Linked DNA regions of Homo sapiens: region 1 is linked to region 2. A link is an interaction called in ENCODE POLR2A ChIA-PET data of the cell type or tissue named here. Cell type or tissue: HepG2. All regions are shown on one strand. Links, peaks and the distances in the headings refer to the core of each region. The heading gives the core; the rest is flanking DNA.

The links. ChIA-PET counts read pairs that join two places held together with the same protein. Peaks named below come from ENCODE experiments on the same cell type or tissue, not always from the same donor. Only the 100,000 strongest peaks of a DNase experiment are listed, where the experiment ranks them.
Region 1: POLR2A ChIA-PET joins it to region 2 with 17 read pairs; 4 of 35 experiments call an interaction of 5 or more read pairs at or near these places.

What each region holds. Positions count from the first base shown.
Region 1 is chr19:7,503,291-7,511,505 of GRCh38, reverse strand. It overlaps SAXO5 (stabilizer of axonemal microtubules 5), which reads right to left. Exons shown (of 9, transcript NM_198534.3): 3 at 7,282-7,385; 4 at 7,095-7,195; 5 at 6,070-6,182; 6 at 5,880-5,989; 7 at 5,341-5,542; 8 at 4,365-4,450; 9 at 3,056-3,300. The coding sequence ends at 3,076. Among named protein-coding and RNA genes, the nearest start is that of ZNF358, 8.7 kb to the left of the region's middle. RefSeq lists an enhancer at 3,269-3,563 and a silencer at 4,876-4,955. In HepG2, for the core only: no CTCF peak of the experiment used is centred there; a DNase peak (open chromatin) is centred at 4,975.
Region 2 is chr19:7,581,702-7,590,092 of GRCh38, reverse strand. No RefSeq gene overlaps it. Among named protein-coding and RNA genes, the nearest start is that of CAMSAP3, 10 kb to the left of the region's middle. In HepG2, for the core only: no CTCF peak of the experiment used is centred there; no DNase peak of the experiment used is centred there; H3K27me3 peaks cover 609 bases.

The sequences.
Region 1 (8,215 bases), core at 216-8,215, 79 kb after region 2:
TGACGTAAGACATTAACACATTTAGTCACCATTCACTGAGCTGCAGCCAAGTGCCAGGCCCTCTTCTGAGCATGGTACATGCACCTCTTATTTAATTCCTGTAACCACTCTATGAAACGGGAACTATTGGCATTCCCATTTTACAGATAAGGAAAGTGAGGGTCAGGGTGTATTTTTGCCTAAGGACAGAAAGGCAGGTCTGAATTCTGCTGCTGGGTGACGCTTACCACTGAGAAAGTTGTTTTCCTTTAAAAATTAATCTTGGTGGGCTGGGCACGGTGGCTCATGCCTGTAATCCCAGCACTTTGGGAGGCCAAGGCGGGCAGATCACGAGGTCAGGAGTTCAAGACCAGCCGAGCAACATGGTGAAACTCCGTCTCTACTAAAAATACAAAGATTAGCCAGGCGCGGTGGTGGGCACCTGTAATCCCAGTTATTTGGGAGGCTGAGGCAGGAGAATTGCTTGAACCCAGGAGGCGGAGGTTGCAGTGAGCTGAGATTGCACCATTGCTTTCCAGGCTGGGTGACAAGAGCAAGACTCTGTTTCGAAAAAAAAAAAAATCTTGGTTTCTCACATTCAATTCTATATTTTTTTGTCTTAATCCCTAGGCTTTTGGGGGAAGGAAGGGAGTGAGTGGAATATAGGAGGGTTAGTCATAAATCCATAAAATACATCCAGAATAATCCTGATGTAGTGTCTTTCCCCAAGGATTAAACATTTCCAGTACAGTTTCTGTTCTTCCCTGGCAAGCCATCCTAGGGCTGGTCATTTTCATTGTCAGAAAGTGCTCCAAGTTGTGCTGAAATCCAGCTCTTTTTTAATTGCTATGGACTGTTTTCATCTAATGCCTAAGGCTGTTTTAAACCATTCCTGGGATGAGGCAGGAAGATAATCCTGCAACTACAGCTACATGGAACTTAAGACCAAATAAACATTCTGAGCTTCCCAGAAGGCAAGGCAAAAAGGGAAAGCCTTTCTGTTCTAGTAGTCTGGTCACTAGGCAGACCAGCTTCATCAGAAGAGGATGAGCTTATCGAAGTGGTTTCCAACCAGGGCAGTTCTCTCCCATCTGGAAGATATATGGCAATATTTGGGACATTTTGTTACAAGTGGGAGGGAGAGGTTCTACTGGCATTTAGTGGGTAGAGGACAAGGATGGCACTAAATATCCTACAATGCACAGGAGAGCCTCCAATAAAGAATGATCTGATCTAAGACACCGATAAATGATAAGCCCTGGTTTATCCTGAAGTAACTCAGAAGAGCATGATGCCAAATATCTTTAGAGGACATATTCACAGCTGGCAGATTCTTGCATGGTCGAGGTGGATACCATGTGTGGCCAAAAGGGTCATCTTGTCCCTACAGGATGCAAAGCTGGATTCCCTCCTGCCTTTCCTGCAGAAATGACAACCTGGCCTAGAAGAACTGATGCCAACCAGGAAAGGGCTCCTGGGCAGGGTCGAGATTGGCTCAACCTTATGGTTCATTGGATTGGGGTCCTTGGTCTTTGGAGGTTTGATTCTTGGTTCAGGAAAGCCATGTTCACTCCTTGAGACTGGATGTTCAACAGCCCACAGAGGCAGGCCCCGGCATGGTCACTAAAGCCTACCTTACCCGAGACAGACCTTACCCCAGACAGACCTTTCTCCTCACCATGCCCTGGACCTTAAAGGTCAGGCGCTGTCCAAGGTACTGGTCCTTGCTAAGCCCTGTCACTCACTTGCTGCAGAGCCCCATCACATCCTCCTCCTTTTGACCCTTTACATTTTGTCCCTGGCTGAACACTTACCCCCCTGGACCTCATAATATCTTGATGGCTTTTGTCAATTTGCCCCTGGACTCTGCTCTGACCTGGGGACCAGTTGCCCAGACAACCAGTGCCCCATTCGGTCTCTAGTCTCTGTCCATGATGGAAAAAACTGCTGGGTTATTCTCAGCTGTGTCCACTCTTCCATGTCCTCTATGGGCCACATCCAGTGTCCCCACCATTGAAAGCTTTTTCCCCACACCCTGGCCTTCCCCATTCTCATCCTCAGAAGGGAAGCTTCCCCTCCACGACCCCAGCCCCATGCACTGAAAAGTGTGTACATTTCTCATGTATAACAGTCTCATGGGAGAATTGCTACTTATCCCCATTTCATAGATGAGCAAATTGAGGCTCATAGGGGTTAAGTGACTTGCCCAAACTACCACCCAGGACGTGGAGGAGTCCGAGTTTGGATTATGCCCATCCAGCACCCCCACCCTTCCCCGGCCCCAGGGATCTGTGTTCTGAAGTACGCACGCCAGTATCTCTGTTCAGCACTATAACTTTATTCTTTTTTTGAGACAGAGTTTTTGCTCTGTTGCCCAGATTGGAGTGCAGTGGTGCAATCATATAGCTCACTGCAGCATTAAATTTCTGGGCTTAAGTGATCCTCCCACCTCAGCCTCCTGAATAACTTGGACTACAAGCACGTACCACCATGCCTGGCTTTCTAAAATTTTTATTTATTTATTTATTTATTTTTTAAGACTTAGTCTCACTCTGCTGCCCAGGCTGGAGCTCAGTGGTGTGATCTCAGCTCACTGCAACCTCCGCCTCCCAGGTTCAAGTGATTCCCGTGCTTCAGCCTCCCGAGTAGCTAGGATTACAGACATGTGCCACCACATCTGGCTAATTTTTGTATTTTAGTAGAGATAGGGTTTCACCATGTTGGCCAGGTTGGTCTCGAACTCCTGATCTCAGGTGATCCGCTCGCCTCGGCCTCCCAAAGTGCTGGGATTACAGGTGTGAGCCACTGCACCTGGCCGATTATCTTTTTTTTTTTGTAGAAACAGGATCTCCCTATGTTGCCCAGGCTGATCTCAAACTCCTGGGCTCAAGCAATCCTCCCATCTCAGTCTCCCAAAGTGCTGGGGTTACAGGTGTGAGCCACCGCGCCCAGCCTTGACTCCATACTCTTCATGGCAACGCAGCAACAGTGGAGTCATCCTTTCCCGTGCAGTCCCTTCCTCCAGCCCCCACCCACCCAAGCATCCTCTGGATGGGCTGACTGATGGGAAAGAGTGGAATGTTGCCAAGATGGCATTTATTGCTGGCTGGGGCACAGGTACATAGGGGGCTGGGGGACCAGAGGGTCTATCTTCTCCCTGCAGCCGCGCTGGTGAGGCGTGCCCAGGGGCACGAAGCCCTCCTGAGGATTTTTCAGTCTCAGGGCTGCTGGGCCCTGGTACTTGAAAGGAAACTCGTCCTTGTATTGTGTTGAGAAGAAGCGCAGTCCACCCAGAGGGGGCTCCATGTGGCTGTACTTGCACTGTGGAGACAGGGTGGACAGCCTGGCAGGGCAGCCTGGGAGGTGGCCGATCCACCCTGTCCACCCCAGGATCTCCAGGCCTGATGAGTCAGGGGGCGGGGCCAGGCAGGGCAGGCTAGCTGGTCGGGGCGGAGCCAGTGTCTGACCAAGGAGGATGGTTAAGACTGGGTAAGAGAGGATAGGGAAAGGGGCGAGGCTATGGCCAGAAGGGTGGAGTTATGCAGGGGCGGGGCTTGGCCACGAAGGGGCGGGATTGTCCAGGGGCGGAGTTGGGGTTCTGGTCAATTTGGGGTGGGATTTAGCCCTTCAGAAGGTGAAGCCTGGGGTAAGGTGGGGCCGCCTAGGGACAGAGCCAGAGCATCAAAGGCTGGGGAGGTTGAACTCTGGGGAGAGGTGGGCAAAAAGGGCCCCAGGCTGGGCTGAATGAGGAGCTGGATAAGAAGATGGAGAGAAACCAGGGGTGTCCCTGGAAGGACTCCAGGGCTGGGGTGATCCTGGGTGGCTCTGAATTAACCCTCGTCTTGGGTATAACAGTGGTGGTGGTGCAAAGATGCCCCTGAGCTGACCTTGACATGACCCTGGGGGGTGAGCTAGAGATGACCTCTATTTTTTTTTTTCCTTTTTTTGAGGCAGAGTCTTGCTCTGTTGCCCAGCCCAGAGTGCAATGGTGCGATCTTGGCTCACTGAAACCTCTGCCTCCCTGGTTCAAGCAATTCTGTCTCAGCCTCCCTAGTAGCTGGGATTACAGGCATGCGCCACCATGCCTGACTAATTTTTGTATTTTTAGTAGAGACGGGGTTTCACCATGTTGGCCAGGCTGGTCTCGAACTCCTGACTTCAGGTGATCCGCCTGCTTCGGCCTCCCAAAGCGCTGGGATTACAAGCGTGAACCACTGCACCCGGCCAAGCTAGGGATGATCTTCAGGCTGAAGGGATATTAAGATGCCCCCGAGCCTGGGTGATCACTAACTCTGAGACAGGGTGACAGCATAGTCGTCCTGAGATAACTCTACACCAATGTGGGGGTTGCCTAATGATGGGTGGCTCCCCTCCGCCTCCCTTACCCGCTGTAGCATCTCTTCAGTCACCGGGGCCGGAGGTGTTCTGTGTGGCTTCAGCATCTTCTGGTTCATGGTTAAAAAATCGAATTCTGGAGATTCAGGTTGGGGAGGCTGAGTGAGGGCTGTGGGCCGAGGCGGGGCTGAGGGTGTGGTGAAGTTCAAGGGAAGGGTTCAAGAGCCAAGCCCAGGCCAGCGCTGAAGTTGACCAGGGGAGAAAAATGGATTAGGAGAGGGGGGAGGGAGGAGCCAAAGAAGGAGGGAGAAGCCAGAGGAAGGGGGAGGAGCTGGGAAAGAGGGAGGAGCTGGGAAAGAGGTAGGCGCTGGGGAAGAGGGAGGAGGTGGGGGAGGAGGAAGGAGCCAGGGGAGGAGAGAGGAGCTGGGGAAGAGGGAGGAACTGGGAAAGAGGGAGGAGCTGGGACAAAGGAAGGAGCCAGAGAAAGGGGGAGGAGCTTGGGAAGAGGGAGGAGCTGGAGGAGGACGGAGGAGCTAGGGGAGGAACCCAGAGCTAGGGCATAGGGCTAAGAAGGTCAGGGGCGGGGCCGGGCCAGATGAGTCTGTGGGCAGGGCCAGGCAGGGCAGGCTAGCGGGTCAGGGGCGGAGCCAGAGTCTGACAATGGAAGAGGAGTTAAGACTGGATAAGAGAGGATGGAGAAGGGGCAGGGCCGTGTCCAGAAGGATGGAGTTATGAAGGGGAGAGGCATGGCCATGAAGGGGCGGGATTATCCAGGAGCAGAGTTGGGGTTCTGGTCAATTGGGGGTGGGATTTAGCCTTTCAGGGGATGAAGCCGGGGGAGGGGAGGGCTGGTTAGGGGCGGGGCCAGAGCAGTGGCAAGGGCGAGGCTTCCAGGGCTGGGCTTCCCGGGACGGGGCTCCGTGGGGGCGGGGCTCCATGGGGAGGGGCTCCATGGGGGCGGGGCTTTCGGGGGTGGGGCTTCCCGGGGCGGGGCTCCATGGGGCGGGGCTTCCCGGGAGCGCTCACCGCCCGTGCCCCGCGGCAGGTAGCTTTGCTGCAAGTGGAGGTTGGGCGCTTTCTGCACCTGTCTCCACTCTGAAGGGCAGTAGTCCGAGCCCATGGTGGTCTTGAAGAAGCGTTTGAGTAGCTTTGGCTCCCCTAGGGTCACATGACTCTGCAATTTCTCATGAGGCACGTGGCGGCTGGGTGGCTGGGTCGGGGGTGGCGGCTGTAGGACCACATGGCATTTGAAAGCTCCGGCGTCCGAGAGGTCCCCGGGCCCGGGGGGGAGGGAGGAGGTGGGCTCTGTGTGACCTTGGACAGCTCCCTCACCCCTTCTGGGCCCCACCTGGTAGCACTGGGAGTTGGTACTCTTATCTCATTTTACAGAAGGAGCCACGGAGGAGGATCGGAGTGGTTAAGTGACTCGCCCTAGATCACTCAAGTACATCCAGGAGATTCCTGCATACATATCAAGCTCACTCCCACTTTGGGACTTCTGCACCTGCTATTTGCTCTGTCTGGGAAGCCCTTTTCCCTGCCGCCTTTTCGCTCTTCCTGCTCACCTGGCCGTAGAAGTACTGCATGAAGGTGTCCAGACTGCCGGGGCCGGGGCACCAATTTCCTTTCAGGATGTGCGACTCCGGAGTCTGATCGTGGTGAAGAACAAAAGGCTCTGCCAGAAGCGGAACAGGTGCAGAGCTGCCCTGGGAGGCTGCGGTGGGAGGCGGGACGGGGCGGGCCTCAGGCTCTCACCTGGCTCCCTGGCATAGAAGTGCTCGGCCTTGGTGGTCCTGTCGCGGAAGAGGCCGTCACCAGGACGGATATTTACACAGTGGATGTGGGCTGTGGCCTGGGCCTTGTCATACCTGTACGTAGTGTATTATTCCATCAAGAATAAGGTAAAGTGGGCTGGGCATGGTGGCCCACCCCTGTAATCTCAGCACTTTGGGAGGCTGAGGTGGGTGGATCACCTGAGGTCAGGCTTTTGAGAACAGATTGGCAAAAATGGTGAAACCCCATCTCTACTAAAAATACAAAATTAGCCGGGCATGGTGGCACATGCCTGTAATTCCAGCTACTCGGTAGGCTGAGGCAGGAGAATTGCTTGAACCCGGGAGGCGGAGGTTGCAGTGAGCTGAGATTGTGCCACTGCACTCAAGCCTGGGCAACAGAGCGAGACTACGTCTCAAAAAAAAAAAAAGAAAAAAAAAAAGAAGAAGAAGAAGCTAAAGTGGATCCATCTGGGGCCTTGCAACCCCCAGAAAGAGGGAGGGGAGCAGGGTTTCCTAATGACCAAGCTGTGGGGCTCTGATAATGAGAGATCTGGCACAATAGTGCACCTTGGCTACCAGTGACAGAGACCTCAGAGGCAGAGTATGGGCCCTAAAGCCCTAAGGGGCAAATACCACATGCTACTGAAAGCCAGTTGTCCCATCTGGGTGGGAAGGCAGTGCCCCCTCGTCCCCCACTTTTTTTTTTTTTTTGAGATGGAGTCTTGCTCTGTCGAACAGGCTGGAGTGCAGTGGTGCAATCTTGGCTCACTGCAGCCTCCGCCTCCCGGGTTCAGGCGATTCTCCTGCCTCAGCCTCCGGAGTAACTGGGATTACAGGCGCCCACCACCACACCCGGCTAATTGTTGTATTTTTAGTAGAGACAGGGTTTCACCATATTGGCCAGGCTGGTCTCGAGCTCCTGACCTCATGATCTGTCTGCCTCAGCCTCCCAAAGTGCTGGGATTACAGGCATGAGCCACCGTGCCCGCAGTGGCCCCTTTATACCTATCTTCAGGCAGATCCTGGGGCCTGTAGGCCTGTTTCTGCTCCGAACACGTTGATCCATAGCTGATCTTGCAGTCTCCCAGCTCCACTCCGGAGGAGGCCTGTGGGCAGACAGGGATAGGAAGGCCCAAACCACCCAGCCCCCAATTCTGCCCCCGCCTGCAGCCCCAACACAGCCTCAATTTACCCTCTTACACCTCAAGGCAGGTGGGCCTGGCAGGGCCTGGAACTGTCTTTGGTAGGAAGTCCCATCTTGTCTCGTGTAGTCCCACTTGAGGGTGTTGGGGCCCCCTTAGGATAGGCAAGGGGGATGGGGGGAGAGAGAGAGAGATTGAGATTCCCTGCCATCTCAAGCCCTCTGGAAGGAATTCTATTTCTTGCCTGGGAAGGGGAGCTGGGCCATTCTGAACAGTGTAGACTGAGAGCTGTCTGGCAAACACCAAAAGATAAAAATAAAAATAAAATAAATTATACTAAAAGCCAGGTGCAATGGCCCATGCCTGTAATCCCAGCTATTCAGGTGGCTGAAGTGCAAAGATGGGCTTGAGCCCATCTTGAGCTGGAGACCAGCTTGGGCAACATAGTAAGACCCTCATCTCTAAAAAATAATGATAAATTTAAAAATACAGCCAGGTGTGGTGGCTCATGCCTGTAATCCCAGCACTTTGAGAGGCCAAGGCAGGTGGATCACCTGAGGTCAGGAGTTCAAGACCAGCCTGATCAATACGGTGAAACCCCATCCCTACCAAAAATATAAAAATTAGCCGGGTGTGTTGGCATGTGCCTGTAGTCCCAGCTACTCAGGAGACTGAGACAGGAGAATAATTTGAACTTGGGAGGTGGAGGTTGCAGTGAGCCGAGATCGTGCCACTGCACTCCAGCCTGGGCCACAGAGTGAGATTCTGTCTCAAAAACACACACACACAATAAAACAAAAAAACCCCAATAATATCTACCAAGGACTATATTGAGCCACACATAGGTTAAGTGCATTGCATCTTTTTCCAGGACTGAGTATCTCTCTCTCCGTCTCTCTTTTATTTTGGAGATGGAGTCTCGCTCTGTGGCCCATGCTGGAGTGCAGTGGCACAATCTTGACTCACTGCAACCTGCTCCTCCCA
Region 2 (8,391 bases), core at 236-8,235:
GCCCGACATCGTCTCATTAATCCTCACGCCAACACCAGCATAATGAGGATTGTACCCATTTTACAGATGGAAAAACTGAGTCATACACCAAGGAGAATAGAAGGAGGCTTTGAGCCCCAAGTCACCGGATCTAGGGTCCACCAGCTGAGCCACTTTGCAGCCCTTCCAGTATGAGGCTGGTTCACCCTTCTCTCAATGTCTATGACCTTCAGGACGGGCACAGTGGCGCATGCCTGTAATCCCAGTACTTTGGGAGGCTGAGGCGGGTGGATCACTTGAGGTCAGGAGTTCAAGAGCAGCGTGGGCAACATGGCGAAACCCCCTCTCCACTAAAAATACAAAAATTAACTGGGTGTGGTGCTGGGCACCTGTAATCCCAGCTACTCGGGAGGCTAAGGCAGGAAGATGACTTGAGCCTGGTAGGCGGAGGTTGCAGTGAGCTGAGATCGTGCCACCTCCGGAGTAGCTGGGATTACAGGCACCTGCCACCTCGCCCGGCTAATTTTTGTATTTTTAGTAGAGATGGGGTGTCACTATGTTGGCCAAGCTGGTCTCGAAGTCCTGACCTAAAGTGATTCGCCCACCTCGGCCTCCCAAAGTGCTGGGATTACAGGCGTGAGCCACCGTGCCTGGCCAGTATGGAGTTTATTATCAGCACTCCCCAGGTACCTCAGGGGGACATGTCCAAAATATTTCAAAAGAATTATTTATATATAGTGTGTGTGTATATATATATCTGTAAATATTATGTTATATATATGTAAATATTATATGCTATATATGTATATATGTTATATATATATTTGTAGAAATAGGGTATCGCTCTGATGCCCAGGCTGGAGTGCAGTGGCGCAATCATAGTTCGCTGTAGGCTGGAACTCGTGGGCTCAAGCGATCCTCCTGTCTCAGCCTCCTGAGTAGCTAGGACTACAGGTGTGCACCACCACACCCTGCTAATTTAAAAAATATTTTGTAGAGATGGGTCTGGCTATGTTGCCCAGGCTAGTTTCAAACACCTGGCCTCAAGCGATCCTTCCACCTCGGCTTCCCAAAGTGCCTGGATTACAGGTGTGAGCCACCATGCCCAGCCACCATGCCCAGCCTCAAAATAATTTTTAAGAACAATATTGACTGGGCATGGTGGCACACGCCTGTAATCTCGGCACTTTGGGAGGCTGAGGTGGGCAGATTGCTTGAGCCCAGGAGTTTGACAACAACCTGGGCCACACAGTGAGATCCTGTCTCCACACACACACACAAAATACAAAAATTAGCCGGGCGGGGTGGTGCATGCTTGTAGTCCCAGCACTTTGGGAGGCCGAGGCGGTAGATCACTTGAGCCCAGCAGTGCGAGACCAACCTGGGCAACATGGAAAAACCCCATTTCTGTAAACAATACAAAAAATTAGCTGGGTATGGTGGCTTGAACCTGTAGTTCCAGCTACTTGGGAGGCTGAGGCAGGAGCATCCCTTGAGCCTGGGAGGTGGAGGTTGCAGTGACGCGAGTTGTGATCATGCCACTGAACTCCAGCCTGGGCAACAGAGCAAGATCCTATCTCAAAAACAAAAACAAAACAAAAAACCAACATTCTGGGCACGGTGGCTCACACCTGTAATCCCAGCACTCTGGGAGGCTGAGGCAAGCGGATTACTTGAGGTCAGGAGTTCATGACCAGCCTGGCCATCATGGTGAAACCCTGTCTCTACTAAAATACAAAAATTAGGCTGGGCGTGCTAGCTCACGCCTGTAATCCTAGCCACTTTGGGAGGTCGAGGTGGACGGATCACTTGAGATCAGGAGTTCAAGACCAGCCTGGCCAACTTGCTGAAACCTCGTCTCTACTTAAAAGACAAAAATTAGCTGGAAATCGCTTGAACCCAGGAGGCGGAGGTTGCAGTGAGCCAAGATCATGCCATTGCACCCCAGCCTGGGCAACAGAGCGAGACTCCGTCTCAGTAAAATAAAATAAAATAAAATACAAAAATTAGCCAGGCGTGGTGGTGTACACCTGTAGTCCCAGCCACTTGGGAGGCTGAGGCAGGAGAATTTCTTGAACCCAGGAGGCGGAGGTTGCAGTTTGCTGAGATCGCGCACCGCACTCCAGCCTGGGGCACAGAGCGAGACTCCGTCTCAAAAAACAAACAAAACAAAACAAAAAACAAATATTGTGCATGCCAAAGGCCATCCCTGTCCTTGCGCCTCATGACAGTTGCATTTAGATGCAATAGACTAATACGAGTGAAAGAAATCATTTCATGGCCAGGCGCGGTGGCTCATGCCTATAATCCCAGCACTTTGGGAGGCCGAGGCGGGTGGATCACAAGGTCAGGAGATGGAAACCATCCTGGCTAACATGGTGAAACCCCATCTCTACTGAAAATACAAAAAAATTAGCCAGGTGTGGTAGCACGCGCCTGTAGTCCCAGCTACTTGGGAGGCTGAGGCAAGAGAATCACTTGAACCTGGGAAGCGGAGGTTGCAGTGAGCCAAGTTCGTGCCACTGGACTCCAGCCTGGGCGAAAGAGCGAGACTCCGTCTCAAAAAAAAAAAAAAAAGAAAAGAAAAAGATCATTTCACCTAGGGATAAAATATTGGGACAATCACACAGTCTAGCAAAGGAGCTAGTGACAGTCAGGGTGGGAGCTGCTTTTGCTAGGGCAGTTGTCTGGGCAAGCTTCTTCGAGGAGGAGGGAGAGGTAGGGCAGGGAATGGGGCGATGAAAAGAAGCAGATGGGAGAAGAGCATTCTGGGCAGAGCAACTGGCAAGGACAAAGGCCCTGGGGAAGGACCAAGCTGGTGCTCAAGGAAGGGCACTGTCCCTGGAGTGCAGCCAGGAGCAATGCCAGGAGACGCCGGAGGGTGTTTTGCTGCCCAGACTCTCCCTGGTAAAGCACCACTTCTTCATTTTTTTTTTTTTTGAGATGGAGTCTCACTCTGTCACCCAGGCTGGAGTGCAGTGGCACAATCTCAGCTGACTGCAACCTCTGCCTCCCATGTTCAAGCAATTCTCGTGCCTCAACCTCCCGAGTAGTTGGGAGTGCAGGCGCACGCCACCATGCCTGGCTAATTTTTGTATTTTTAGTAGAAATGGGGTTTCAACATTTTGGCCAGGCTGGTCTTGAACTCATGACCTCAGGTGATCCGCCCGCCTCAGCCTCCCAAAGTGCTGGGATTACAGGTGTAAGCCACCACACACGGCCCCATTCTTTTTTTTTAAATTTTTATTTATGTATTTATGTATTTATTTATTTTGAGGTGAAGTCTCACTCTGTTACCCAGGCTGAAGTGTGGTGACAAGATCTCAACTCATTGTAACCTCCACCTCCTGTGTTCACATGATTCTCGTGCCTCAGACTCCTGATTAGCTGGGAGTGCAGGTGCGTGCCACCATGCCCGGCTAAGTTTTTGTATTTTTAGTAGAGATGGAGTTTCACCATGTTGCCCAGGCTGAAAAATAAAACATTTAAAAATTAGCCAGGTATGGCGGTGCATGCCTGTGGTCCCAGCTGCTTGGGAGGCTAAGGCGGGAGGATCCCTTGAGCCCAGGAGTTTGAGACTGCAGTTAGCTATGATTGCACCACTGTACTCCAGCCTGGGTGACAGAGAGAGACCCTGTCAAAAAAAAAAAAAAAATGACGTCGGATGATTATAATCCGAAATATAAAATGAATATTTGTGAGTCCATGCTGATGTCAAGAAATGAGCAGGCCAGGCATGGTGGCTCACGTCTGTAATCCCAGCAGTTTGAGAGGCCAAGGCGGGAGGATCGCTTGAGGCCAGCAGTTCCAGACCAGCCTTTACAACATAGCGAAACTCCATCTCTACTAAAAATAAAACAAATTAAAGAAATTAGCTGGGTGTGGCAGTGCACACCTGTAATCCCAGCTATTCAGGAGGCTGAGGTGGGAGGATTGCTTAAGAGTGGGAGGTTGGGGCTGCAGTGAGCCGTGTTTGCATAAGTGCACTGCAGCCTGGGCAACAAAAAAAAAAAAAAAAAAAAAAAAGGAGCACATAATTTCATAATAGGGGATGAGGGACTTCTTCCCCTGCAGAAGAATTTCAAATAATTCATGTAGATGCTCTGCCCTCAAGGAGTGGAACGTAACTCTCCAATCCTTAGGTGTAAGCTACACGGGGTGCCTTCCTTCCAAAGATCACAGTATGGAAGGAGGAAAGAGGAAAAAAAAGAATAACTTTACAGTGGAGAAACCTAACACACTACTCCAGCAGACAGTCAAAGACAACCTTGACAGTCAGAAATTATGTTGTTAGTATGTACTTTTATTTATTTATTTATTTTGAGACACAGTCTTGCTGTGTTGCCCAGACTGGAGTGCAGTGGTGCGATCACAGCTCACTGCAGCCTCCACCTCCTAGGCTCAAGCAATCCTCCCACCTCAGCCTCCTGAGTAGGTGGGACTACAGGTGGGTGCCACCACACCTGGCTATTTTTTTTTTTTTGAGACAAAGTCTCATTCTGTCACCCAGGCTGCAGTGCTGTGGCGAGATCTGGGCTCACTGCAACCTCTGCATCTTGGGTTCAAGTGATTCTCCTGCCTCAGCCTCCTGAGTAGCTGGGATTACAGGCACACACCACCAAGCCTGGCTAATTTTTGTCTTTTTAGTAGAGACGGGGTTTCACCATGTTGGCCAGGCTGGTCTCGAACTCCTGACCTCAGGTGATCCGCCCATCTCCACCTACCAAAGTGCTGGGATTACAGGCGTGAGCCACCACACCCGGCCTCACATGACATTTAGTCATCACTTCTCCTTCCATTCAACTGGGACAGTTTCTCAGGAACTGAGAGGCTAAGGCTGGAGAATTGCTTGAACCTGGGAGGTGGAGGTTGCAGGGAGCCAAGATCACGCCATTGCACTCCAGGTTGGGTGACAGAGTGAGACTCTGTCTCAAATAAATAAATGTGAAATCCTGCATGGGATCCTGGGACAGAAACAGGGCATTAAGGGAAAGCTGAAGAAACTGAATGAAGAATGGACTTTAGTTACTAAAAATGTATCCATATTGGTTCATTCCTGGGAGGCGGAGATTGCAGTGAGCTGAGATCGCACCCCCTCCTCTCCAGTGTGGGCAGCAGAGCGAGACTCTGACTTAAAAAAAAAAAAAAATTGGTTCATTGATTGTATCAAATGTGCCATACCAGTGTAAGATGTTAATAAAAGGGGAAATTGTATTGTGTATGTGTTGGGGGAGAATGAGTGTACTCAAACTCTCTGTACCATCTACTTGATTTTTCTGAAAATTTAACACTGTTCTTTAAAAAGTCTATTAGCTGGGTATGGTGGCACAAGCCTGTAGTCCCAGCCACTCAGGAGGCTGAGGTGAGAGGGTCACTTGAGCCCAGGAGTTGGAGGCTGCAGTGAGCTGTGATCGCACCACTGCACTCCATCCTGGGCAACAGAGTGAGACCTTGTCTCCAAGAAAATGAAAATAAAAGGCCGGGCGCGGTGGCTCACACCTGTAATCCCAGCACTTTTGGAGGCCAAGGCGGGCAGATCACCTGAGTTCGAGAGTTTGACACCAGCCTGACCAACGTGGAGAAACGCCCGTCTCTAATAAAAATACAAAGTTAGCCGGGCGTGGTGGCGCATGCCTGTAATCCCAGCTACTCTGGAGGCTGAGGCAGGAGAATTTCTTGAACCTGGGAGGCGGAGGTTGTGGTGAGCCGAGATAGCGCCATTGCACTCCAGCCTGGGCAACGAGAGCGAAACTCCATCTCAAAAAAAAAAAAAAAAAAGAAAATGAAAATAAAAAAATAAAAAATTCTATTAATACAGGAAGGAATTTAAAAGGCATGCAGAACATGAGCCCAGCTGTCATAAAATTACTGTGTGAAATTACTATAATGATTCTATTTATTTATTTATTGAGAGAGGGTTTCACTCTGTCACCCAGGCTGGAGTGCTTCACTCTGTCACCCAGGCTGGAGTGCAGTGGTGTGATCATGGTTTGCTGCAGCCTGGACCTCCCAGGCTCAAGCAATCCTCCCACCTCAGCCTTCCAAGCAGCTGGGACCACAAGCATGTGCCACCACATCTGGCTAATTTATTTTTTATTTTGCAGAGATGGGGTCTCGCTATGTTGCCAGGCTGCACTAGAACTCCTGGGCTCCAACGATCCTCCTGCCTCGGCCTCCCAAAGTCCTGGGATCACATGCATGAGCCACTGTACCCAGCCTTTAAAGGTTCTAAAAGCTGGCCAGGGTGCGGTGGCTCATGCCTGTAACCCCAGCACTTTGGGAGGCCGAGGCAGGGAGATCACCTGAGGTCAGGAGTTTGAAACCAGCCTGGGCAACATGGTGAAACCCTGTCTCTACTAAAAATACAAAAATTAGCCAGGCATGGTGGTGCAAGCTATTCCAGAGACTGAGGCAGGAGAATCTCTTGAACCTGGGAGGCGGAGGTTGCAGTGAGCCAAGATTATGCCACAGCACTCCAGCCTGGGCGGCAGAGTGAGACTCCGTCTCAAAAAACATAAATAAAAATAAAGATTCTGAAAGCTTTTTTTTTCTGGACTCTCTCATCTAAATGGGAAATCAACAGCTTGGGGACCAGCTGCAGTCTGCAGCTCACACTTCGGGTAGTACAAGTACAGGTTTTCTTGATCACGGCACTATTGAGATGTAGAATATTTGGATAACTCTTTGCTGTGGGGGCCATCCTGTGCATTGCATGAAGTTTAGCAGCACCCTTGGTCTCTACCTACCAGATGCCACTAGCAGCCCCCTCCAGTTGTGACAACCCAAAATGTCTCCAGACATTGCCAAATGTCCCCCAGCAGGAGGAATCATCGTCCCCTTAAAAACCATGAACAGGTTGGGCTCAGTGGCTTACTCCTGTAATCCCAGCCCCTTGGGGGGCCGAGGCAGGCGGATCACTTGAGGTCAAGAGTTCAAGACCAGCCTGGCCAACATGGTGAAACCCCATCTCTACCAAGAATATAGAAAAAAGTAAGCTGGGCATGGTGGTGCACACCTGTAATCCCAGTTACTCAGGAGGCTGAGGCAGGAGAATCGCTTGAACCCGGGAGGCGGAGGCTGCAGCGAGCTGTGATTGTGCCACTACATTGCAGCCTGGGTGACAGAGCAAGACTCTGTCTCAAAAAAAAAAAAATAGAAAGAAAGAAAGAAAGAAAGAAAGAAAGAAAGAAAGAAAGAAAGAAAGAAAGAAAGAAAGAAAGAAAGAAAGAAAGAAAGAAAGAAAGAAAGAAAACTGCGTACATACGGATGACAAAATCAAACCTGAAAGCTCGGTCCAGAAAAACCCATGCACATCTGTGAGCTTCAGGTTGCCCTTAGGGGACCCGGTGTTGCCAAGACAATTTCAGGTAGACCACAGAGGCTTCAGTAACGAGGTCAGCCCCAGGGTGTGGCTTTGGGGCCGGGGAGCACGCACGGGTGCAGAATGTGTTGGGAGATGGAATTGGCAGGGCTTGCTGGTGGATGGGAACAGGCGGCCAGGAGAGGGAGGGCGGAGTCTTGGAAGATGCCCAGATCTCTGCCTTTCGCAAGCAGGTAGATGGTGGTGCTGCATGCTGAGATGGGGACAGGAGATGAGGGGCCAGGCTGGGTGGGGAGGATGAGTTTCGTCTTGGACAGGTTGAGTTTCACATCCCGGAGGGCCACCAAGGAGGCCAGAAATTTGTCATCTTTACCACATGATGATGAGAGCGGGCCCAGGCACCTCCACCAATACACAAGATCCCCAAAAGAGTGAGAGGAGTGAGCTATGATCACACCACCGCATTCCAGCCTGGGTGACACAGCAAGACCCTATCGCTCTTTGAAACAAAAAGCAAAAAAGGCCGGCGCGGTGGCTCATGTGTGTAATCCCAGGACTTTGGGAGGCCAAGGTGGGTGGATCACTTGAGGCCTGGAGTTCAAGACCACCCTGGCCAACATGGTAAAACCCCATCTCTATTAAAAATACAAAAAAAAAAAAAAATTAGCCAGGCGTGGTGGCGGGCGCCTGTAGTCCCAGCTACTCGGGAGGCTGAGGCAGGAGAATGGCGTGAATCGGGGAGGTGGAGCTTGCAGTGAGCAAAGATCGTGCCACTGCACTCCAGCCTGGGCGACAGAGCGAGACTCTGCCTCAAAAACAAAAACAAACAAAAATTAGCTGGGCGTGGTGGCGCTTGCCTGTAATCTCAGCTACTCAGGAGGCTGAGGCACGAGAATCACTTGAACCTGGGAGGTGGAAGTTGCAGTGAGCCAAGATCATGTCACTGCACTCCCGCCTGGGTGACAGAGCAAGACTCCTTCTCGAAAAAAAAAAAAAGCTCTGAAGCTGTGAAACGACATCAAAGAAACTTAGGTGCATATGGCTAAGTGAAAAACACAGTCTGAAAGGGCCACTTATTGTGTACTTCTCCA